Linked DNA regions of Mus musculus: region 1 is linked to region 2. Evidence: chromatin contacts called from ENCODE POLR2A ChIA-PET data. All regions are on one chromosome and are shown on one strand. The core of a region is the stretch at or near the end of the contact, and the rest is flanking DNA. Distances in the headings are between cores, read along the strand shown. Region 1 overlaps Eipr1 (EARP complex and GARP complex interacting protein 1). Region 2 holds the start of Rps7 (ribosomal protein S7).

Region 1 (4,876 bases), core at 1,453-3,952, 170 kb before region 2:
TAGCTGATACCACAGCATCCTTGGGTGCCAATGACCTGTCCCAAAATATTAGGGCAAGCAGTAAAAGGATCACACTAGACTAAGGAAGCCACTCACCTGGTAGACAACACTAGTACTTACATATTTTCAAGACAAATGCACTCCATTTTCAAAATGGCCATTTAGGGTGAGGAGTGATTGTTTTACTTCCTTGTTGTTGCAAATGGTGTACATGAGATTTACAAAATGCTTCCTTGATGATTTATTGGAAATACAGTACCTTCTCCTTCAGACCCCACAGTCATTCATAGTGAGTGTGCTGGGGTCCTGTGATGACAGGTACGCAGTGCACAGGCCTCCTCTCCATAGGAAATGCTGTTTCCCAAGGAACCTAAGAGGCAGCCCACAGGAATGGAAGATCATCTTCCTGCTACTCTAAAGGACTGTATGTCTAAAGTGGGAGAAGCCCAGGCCACCATCTCCTTTCCTCCAATAATCCATAGCCTTAGGTCTATCAGCACACGCAAAACACTGTCCTCTACCAGGTCTAAAGCTGTGACTGATAACGCCCCAATCCCTGCTTCTCATCAACTGTTCTAAATTGTCCAGGGGCAGCTATGCTTGTGGGTTCTCTGCAACTGTGCTGGGTGCTGTGAGAAACACTTGAGGACCTCAGCATCACTTGCCACAGACAACACTCTCTGCTGGTATATCCTGGGTGGACAGCTTCCTATGAGTTGCAGTTGTTCAATGCTGCAAATGTGGCTCAACAATTATGAAAACTGCTGCTCTTGAAGAATCTAAGTTAAGTTTCCAGTACCCACACAGGACTTCTCACAACTACCTGTGACTTCAGGGAATCTGATGACCTTTTCTAGCTTCCAAGGGGATGTGTGTGTGTGTGTGTGTGTGTGTGTGTGTGTGTGTGTGTGTGTGTGTGTGTATTTTATTCAAAAACAAAATAGTGAGTAAAAATAAATCCCTGTTGTCTTAACAAAGATGTAAGAATAGTTAATGTTAAAAATAGCAGCCTAAATACAGGAGAAAGAACCAGCAATGGCAACTCTATTATTAGACTTAAGATACTGACATTGTCACCGGCATATCCGCTATCTAAAATACCCCTAGAGTTATATATATTTTATACTTTTAGCAATACAATAAGGAGTCACCTGAGGAACAAAATGACAATAAAATTATGACATAGACACTGTGATTACACATTACAATTTGATCCAGTAGTAGAATCCCATATTGACACCCCAACAGAGCTCTGATTCCTCTGAGAAGATGAATCCCGCAAATATCTGAGCCCAAGTCCTCAGTCCACCTGGGCTTCTGCTCAACTGGCAAGACCGATTTATAGCAGCTGTGTGTTGTCTTGGTTAAATACTGATTTAAAATACTTAGGAGAAGTTTCTGTGAAAATGATGTGCAATGTTCTTAAAAGCCTCAGTAATAGCAAGCTATTTAAAAACCCTGCCTATTTAGAAGACAAAAACAAAAGCAAAAGAAAACAAACAGAAAACACATACAGGGGCAGGAGTCACAACAGCAGAGCCTCTACATTCAGGCTGCGCATTCCCTCCTAGATGCTCTACAACTAAAACTGGAAAGCCAGAGAGGGGTTCAGGGGAAGAGTTCTGGAAAGGGGGGATACAGATGCAGGAGACAGGACTCAGAAGAATGTCTTGATCTCTATCACAGATAGATAGCATAAAAACGATGACAGCCGGGGCTGAAGAGATGCCTCCGCAGTTAAGAATGTGTATGTGCAGTGCACTTGTAGAGGATCCAGGTTCCCTTCCCAGGACCCATGGCAGCAGGCTCTCAACAGACTCTAACTCTAACTCTAGGGAAAATCCAATGCCCCAGCCTCCGTGCACATAGCAACACACAGTCACACACACACACACACACACGCACACACACATACACAAAATTTACAAATATGTAAGCGGCATGAACACACATTTACCTAAAACAATGACATTACTTGAGTTGCCAGATAAATGCTTGGCAAACACTAATGCTTATGGGAAAAGGGACAACCGGCCCATGATTTGCTGTCTCTTCTGAAGTAGTTGACCAGCCTTGGTTGATGAATGAGGGCCTATGTGTCCACTGAGTGTGTGGGGTCACTTGGGCGGTGCTCCATTTGATCCTGCTAATATCTTGTAAAATCTTGGCTCAGTCGTGCAACCTCTGTGAAGGCAGCTGTCTTGTGTGTGAGCTCCAAGGACTGCACAGAAGACAGAGAAGTGAAAAGCACACCACCAAGAGTCCTTCCTCTCCTTCAGCTCTGACTCTGAGCTGGAGCATCACTGCCTAGCATATATCAGCTGAATGGAACAAAGGGTGCTCTGTCCTCCACCCCACATCCTTAACTGCATTAGTCATTCCTGAGCTTATCAGGAATGCACCAGCAGCTGCAGTATGCCTCAGGACATCTCTAAAGCTTGACTCCAAGTCCTTTCTAGTGATAACCACCCCACCCCAGGAGGAGGAGTCAAACAAGGGCAGCAAGCAGGCTGATGTCAGAGCCATCTACAGCCTTCCTTTCCAACCCAGGCTGCCCTGCCTTCTCCAGACTTCTGATTTCCTACCTGAGCCACATGAACATGTCTCCACCCACACTGGCTCTGAATATGCCCTCTAACAGAATTGCAGTGCCCAGGGCCCTGTCTTCTTTGATCACAGCTCCTATTTCACTATTTACCTAGACCTGCAGGACATCTGGAAGGGAATAAATAGGTCAAGACATAGCTGGATTCAACAACCACAGAGCAGCATAGGCTAGCAGCCAACAGTGTTCTCTCAGGGATGATGAAACATCTCAGTCAGTAAAGCGCTTATGTTGCAACATGAAGACCTGAGTCTAAGAATCAGGTAAAAGGCTCCCAAAGCTGGGGGAGCAGAGACAGATAAAAGAAACACTGAGGCTTGCTGGCCTTGGTCTACGTGGCAAGCTCTAGGCCTGGCCTATGAGAGATATCCCCCCCCCCATAACTCCTCCCCCCTGGAGCCAGAGTTAGCAGCTGTTTCGAGCCTGCTGACATGGGTACTGGGAATGGAACCTGGATCCTCTGTGAGTGCATCTTCTTGTACAGCAAGTAGAAAAATTAAAATTCTGGCTCTGCTGTTCCCTTCCAACTTTTCATGTACAGGTTGACCTATTCCCATTGATCTCTCTCCCAGCCACTTCTATAATGGAGCTGGAAGGACGATGGCCAGTGGCTCTCTCCCTGAGCTGAGCTTGATTCAAAGAGCCCTGGCTATTGGAAAGGTTTGCCTTTCTAGAAACCGAATGTCTCCAGAGGGAACAGAGTATGAAGGCTTACCCACACTGACACCCTGATACCTGGCCTGGTCTAACAGGGATGCCATGCCCTGGACCAAACTATTCAGTCACCACCCTAGCTAAATGAGGCAGTCTGGCACATGAAGCAGATGAGATTGACACAAGGTTGATACATGTATCTGCCTGCTCTCCAGAGCAAACCTCGATAACTAAAACAAGGGCAGTGGCATCCACAAAATGTCAAACTATTTGCTCTCTGGAGAGCACTCCTGTTACAGAGAACCGGTGGGTCCTCAGCATGAGCTGAAGCATCAGATCTGAGAGATGGGGTTTTACACTGATCAGAGCACTACTCGGGCACTCAGCCATGTCAGACATTAATTAACACCCTTGCACAAAAAAAAAAAAAAATCACACCTTCATTCTTTGAAACTCTAACGATTTGCAGACTGTCATGTTTAGGTTTCTACTATTTTTCCTTGGGCTGAAATACCAAAAAACACTCTCTTACAAAAATATCCACTTGATACAATTTGCACCTAAAAAAATCTTAGTTTTCTAAGTAAATATGAGGAAAGTTGTTCCGTCCGGTACAAAGAAGGTGCAAGGGGCAGCCATCAAGAAGGTCCAAGTGGCTATCAAAGGAAGCGTATTATATTTCTGGCTTCTGCGAATCAGCTGTCTGACCACATGCAAGCTACTCCAGCAAGTTCATAGGCTTTGGTGCCTTTGCCTGCAAAATGTAGACAGGTCTCAATCTCTGGGGACTTTGGAAAAGAGAAAGGAAAAATGAGCATCCTCACCCCATGCTTGAGACAGGCTGACAGCAAGAGCAACAGCTCACAGGAAGGGCCAGTAACTAACACAAGAAGGCAGTGTAAGCACCGCTTCGCCAAGCCTGTGCAAGCAAACTGACCACAGCAGAGAACAGCATACACGGTGTCTCGGTTAGGGCTCCCACTGTGTGAAGAGACACCATGACCAACTCTTAGGGGACAACATTTACTTGGAGCTGGCTTATGGTTGGTTTCAAAGATTCAGTCCATTTTCATCATGGTAGGAAGCATGGTAGCATCCAGGCAGACTTGGTGCTAAAGAAGGAGCTGAGAGTTCTACATCTTGATGTGAAGGCAACCAGGAAGAGACTATCTTCTACAGGCAGGACAAAGGTTTCTTCTGCCCTGGGTGGAGCTTAAGCATAGGACCTCAAAAACACACACCCATAGTGCCACACTTCCTCCAACAAGGCCACACCTACTCCAACAAGGCCACACCTACTCCAACAAGGCCACACCTCCTAATAATGCCACTTCCAGGGGCCAAGCATATTCAAACTACCAAAGAAGGGAACCACCAGCAGGCCAGCCTTACATGAAGGTAGGGAGGAATATGACTCTGTGCCACAACAGCCCCCACTGATGGTAATACATCGGCGATCCCAGGATGACAGCTCAGAGCAGCACCTGGAAAGGGAGCCTCAGGCTTACGGCGTCCTGCTGCAGCCTTAGCGTATAGCTAAACTTTCACAAGTGTCTTTTGTAAAGGGAGAGCCGAGCAGTATAAAATCAACTTTCCATATAGTCCATGGGTCATCAT
Region 2 (4,883 bases), core at 1,480-3,979:
TACTCCTCAGTTTGTGTGTGCTTTTATCTCATTACAGTCTGGTATTTTTGGTGTGTCTGGGGGCGGGGGCTGTTTTCCTGTTTTGGGGGACTTTGTTGATATATTAGGGTTTTGTTTTTTGAGAAAGAACTTAAAGTTGGGTGGGTAGGGAGGTGTATAGAGTCTGGAAGGAGTTGGAAGAATATAATCAAAATAAGTTTAAAGTTAAAATTTGTTTTAAATAATATATATTTATATGTATAATTTATATACATCTCATCAAAGAAGCTTCAATTTGACACATTTTTCAAAGACCCCTGAATGTCCTGAATGTCACTATACACACCAGGCTGGCTTCAAAGTCACAGGGACCTACCTGTCTCTACTTCCTGACCTCTGGACTGACTAGTGGTGAATGCTGCTACCCTCCTCTGCCTGAACCTTTAAAAATTAGAAAGATTGCAACCAGGTGGTGGTGGCGCACGCCTTTAATTCCAGCACTCAGGAGGCAGAGGCAGGCTGAGCTATATGAGTCCAAGGCCAGCCTGGTCTACAGAGTAAGATCCAAGACAGCCAGGGCTACACAGAGAAACCCTGTCTTGAAAAAAAAAAAAAAGACAAAAGACAAAAGACAAAACAAAGGATCTGGCTCGTAGTTGAGTAATAATTTCTCCACTCACCTTGACAGACAGTAAAACCCAAAAGGCTAAATAATCTATCTCTGCTCCAGAATGTGGTGTAAGGGTGAAATGTACCTGGTGCCAAGTGACTGGGTCCTAACTGCTCCTTCATGTCCCAGGGTAGTACTATCATCCCTTTCTTTCTTTTTTTAAATTTTATTTTATTTTATTTTATTTTTTGGTTTTTCGAGACAGGGTTTCTCTGTATAGCCCTGGCTGTCCTGGAACTCACTACCAGGCTGGCTTCGAACTCTGAAATCTGCCTGCCTCTGCCTCCCAAGTGCTGGGACTAAAGGTGTGCGCCATCATGCCCAGCTCTATCATCCCTTTCAAAGGCTTTCCTAACTCCCTAAAGTGTACATCTGTCCTCCTTACACTTTCGCACATTTTTTTGTTATGCAAGCCATAACAAAATATTGTATATTTATTTTTTAAAAAAATTTATTTATTTAATATACGTAAATACACTGTAGTTGTTTTTAGACACACCAGAAGAGGGCATCTGATCTCATTGCGGATGGTTGTGAGCCACCATGTGGTTGCTGGGATTTGAACTCAGGACCTTCAGAAGAGCAGTCATCGCTCTCTGACCCACTGAGCCATCCCTCCAGTCCTGTATATTTCATCATGTATTTACATAATGTCTTTACCAAACTGTGTTTTCCGTGATGACAAGGATTCACTTGGTTTTAGTAACCAGCTTCTAGGCTAAAACAGGCTATTCAACTACATGTGAATCAGGTGTGCTTGTATTGCCTGTCTAGAGCAGAGCCTCACAGGGCACATGAAGTTAGGGTGACAGTCAGCAGTGGTGGGCATTTCTTCAGTAAACATTGCTTTGATGAGTTTGTTGTTTCCCATCCTCAGATCTTTCTGACTTACTGTTCCTAATCTGTCTGTCTGTCTCTTTTTTTCTGACAATGCCCTGACTAAAGGAAATTGCTCCACTATAGAGAGTGCTCTCCCAGGGCTGTCTTCATTCTTTTTTTTTTTTTTTTTCTCCCTTTTGGTTTTTCCAGACAAGGTTTCTCTATGTAGCCCTGGCTGTCCTGTAGACCAGGCTGGCCTCAAACTCAGAGATCTGTCTGCCTCTGCCTCTCCCTCTCGAGTGTTGAGATTAAAGGTTCATTCTGTTTTAGTGTTTCTCACTGACCTGGCTTCCTTGCTCTCCCCACCTTTTAGGGCTTAACTGTCCCTGTTTTGCAGGTAGCCCAGGCAGGCAGAAGCCTGGCCTTCTACAGCTAACCCCACCGTCAGCTTCCGTTATTGGTACTCTCTGAAAATGGATTTTTTTTTTTTTTTTTTTTTTTTGAGACAGGGTCTCTATTGCAGCTCTGGCACTCGCAGACCAAGCCTGCCTTCACAGTGATCCCCGCCTCTGAATCCTGAGAAAAGGCATGAGCCACCATATTTAGCATTCTCGGCAGATGTTCAACAGGGCAGCTTCATACTTGTGAAGACAGGGGTTCCTGGACATGTTCTAGAATCGTCTGCTGTACCAAGCAATATACGTAAAAACCAGGAATTAATGACTATTAATTAACACTACCTCACTAATTTGATTCCCTATAGGAAGAGCTGAACACAAGTCTGATTCCCGCCCCAACCCCGTACCTCATTTTTTGATACATGGTTTGTATACGTAGCCCTGTCTGTCCCAGAACTCTCTTTGTAGACCAGGCTGGCCCCAAACTCAAGAGATCCGCCTGCCTCTGCCTCCCGAGTGCTGGGATTACAGGCGTGCGCCACCACCATGCTGATTCCCTTTCATTGTGTTAGCAGGAAACGCGGAGAAAGCTGGGGACTAATGAAACATTTGAAACGTCCCATCTTCGTGGGGAAGGAAGCTGCTTTCTTTCTTTTTCCTAGGGCCGTCCGGCCGCCACCACTCTGCCCAGGTCTCCAACTAGGGGAGCGGAGAATTTTCACCAACGGAGCCGAACGCTGACGACTACCGGGAACAAGCGAAACCGGCACGCTCATCCTCCCGCATTAGTTCCCAGTAGGGAACTATTTTCCGGTACACTCTAGGCGGTCCAACTCTTTTCAGAAGAGCTTCCGGTTTCCACCCACCTACTTCCGCTGTCCCCACCTCTTTTCTTCCGCCACCCGGATATGAGCCGTTCTCGCGAGAGCCGTCCCTCTTTCTAAGCCGGCGATCCGTCAGGTAGGTTCGCGGGCCGCAATGTGGCCGCGGTTTTTCGCAGAGTTTGGGGGAACAGACTCTTGGGGGGCGTCCGGGGCGGCAGAGCCTGCTCCCCGGGGTGGGATGCAGCGGATTATCCGCCTTGCGCCCGTAGATGGCCCCGGCTTTGGCGGCCCGCGCCCCAGGTGACCGGTGGCACCTTCCTCCCCTCAGGGTGAAGCCATGTTCAGCTCGAGCGCCAAGATCGTGAAGCCCAATGGCGAGAAGCCGGACGAGTTCGAGTCTGGCATCTCTCAGGTGAGCTTGTCGCCCGGGTGCCCCCCGCGATCGCGCTTGACCTCAGGGTCCCCTGACCCCCGGCATGGCGCCCACGTTCTCTGTCTCCCCAGGCGCTGCTCGAGCTGGAGATGAACTCCGATCTCAAGGCGCAGCTGCGGGAACTCAACATCACCGCAGCCAAGGTGAGCGGGGACCCCGGAGTGCGCTCGCTCGCTGCCCACGGGTGGTTGACAGCCTCTATTCCCGGGGCAAGAGACGGGAGGGCAGCAGACAGGGACTTCCAGTGCAGGCCAGTCTCACGCTTAAGTCCGTGCTGCCTTCTGCACTTGATTGCTGGACTTTTTTTTTTTTTTTTTTCTTTCCCCACTGACATTAACCTTAACTTTTTGGAAGTGTTTAGACCCAGTACCACTCGGTTGAGGATCAGTGGGTGTTTCTGAGTTTGGCGTTTGACAGGTGTTTCGTTTTTGTAAGTTAGTATTTTGCTTCTGTTAATGTACATGCACCTTGCGTGTTCCTGAAACTTGAATTACAAATGCTTGTGAGTGCTGGGAACTGAACCTGGGTCCTGTGCCCTGAACTACCACTGCTCAGCCACCCAGGGAGAGTGTTAATTTTATTGAGTTTTTTGGTCAATTTCATAGTGTTGGAAAGTTTTGAATTTGGAGAAGAGCCTTACATCAGAGATACCCAGGCCATGGTGAATTTAAAGTTGACCTTTCTAGATGGTTCAATCATGTTGGGAGATCCTGAGGTGGCACATGGCCAGAGTCATGGTCTGATCAGACTCACCAGACAGAATCTCTTCTAACCTAGGCTGGTCTCCCGACTTGGATTGTAGTTGAGGCTAGCCTTGAACTCCGTCCTCCTGCCTCTACCTCTCCAGTGCTAGGATGATGGACATATGGACATAGCTCTCTGCTGGCCTTTTGGTGTCTCTTGTAGAGTCACCGGGATTGTGCGATGGAGGCTCCACCTTAGAACCTCAATATGAGCGTCATGGTTTAACTTGCGAACCCCTAGGCTATGTCCAAACCACAGGAGAATGTTTGAGGGGGGAGTTGTTTGCTGGTTGTGGCAGAGCATATTAATCTTAGCACTTGGGACTACAAGGACTACAAGGACTCTGCCTCAGAAGGGGGCGGGTCCTTGATTCAGGTGGTATTTGGCTGTGAGTGGTGCCATTTGAATGAGGAAGATGGAGGTTAAGGACTGAAAAATGACACAGACATTTTTTCCTCCCAGGAAATCGAAGTTGGTGGTGGTCGGAAAGCTATCATAATTTTTGTACCAGTTCCTCAGCTTAAATCTTTCCAGAAAATCCAAGTCCGGCTAGTTCGTGAATTGGAGAAAAAGTTCAGTGGCAAGCACGTGGTCTTCATTGCTCAGGTATCCATCTGCTCAGTTGCCCCTCTTCAATTCCTGGGGCTTAAGTTCTGTTGGTGAGGATGCTGTCAGCCCTGTTGGTGGAAAGCTCAGCCTAGGGTGTTGGGGTGAGAGTGGGAAGTCTGCTGGTCTGGGAGTAGCAGGCTGGAGGGGCTGGTATGGGACAGTGCTTGAGTTCAGGATTGGCTTTGGTGCAGTGTGCAGGGTGAATGAAGTAGGGCTGATGGGAAAGAGGAATGCTGCTGGCAATTTGTGCTGAGTGGTGGGCTGTTGTGAAGGTGGCGACATGGGTATTTTTGTACTTAAAGTAGTTGAGATTTGTTGGCTTTATTATTAGCTCATTGTTTTGTGTTTATTTTTATTATAATTCACTTTAAAGAGGAGGATTCTGCCCAAGCCAACCCGGAAAAGCC

What was found. ChIA-PET counts read pairs that join two places held with the same protein, here RNA polymerase II (POLR2A).
Region 1: POLR2A ChIA-PET joins it to region 2 with 10 read pairs in embryonic stem cell. The contact joins the enhancer-like site here to the promoter of Rps7 in region 2. POLR2A ChIA-PET finds 5 or more read pairs at or near these places in 3 of 5 experiments (Patski and embryonic stem cell).

Annotation. Positions count from the first base shown.
Region 1 is chr12:28,802,862-28,807,737 of GRCm38, reverse strand. The region is part of intron 3 of Eipr1 (EARP complex and GARP complex interacting protein 1); the gene reads right to left. Among named protein-coding and RNA genes, the nearest start is that of Gm46345, 38 kb to the right of the region's middle. Within about 2 kb of position 2,702, at least 2 of the 3 ENCODE cell types and tissues checked have a DNase peak (open chromatin) inside an H3K27ac peak, as active enhancers do.
Region 2 is chr12:28,633,799-28,638,681 of GRCm38, reverse strand. Rps7 (ribosomal protein S7) reads left to right here and starts at 2,729. Exons shown (of 7, transcript NM_011300.3): 1 at 2,729-2,826; 2 at 3,019-3,102; 3 at 3,195-3,266; 4 at 4,330-4,473; 5 at 4,850-4,883. The coding sequence starts at 3,028.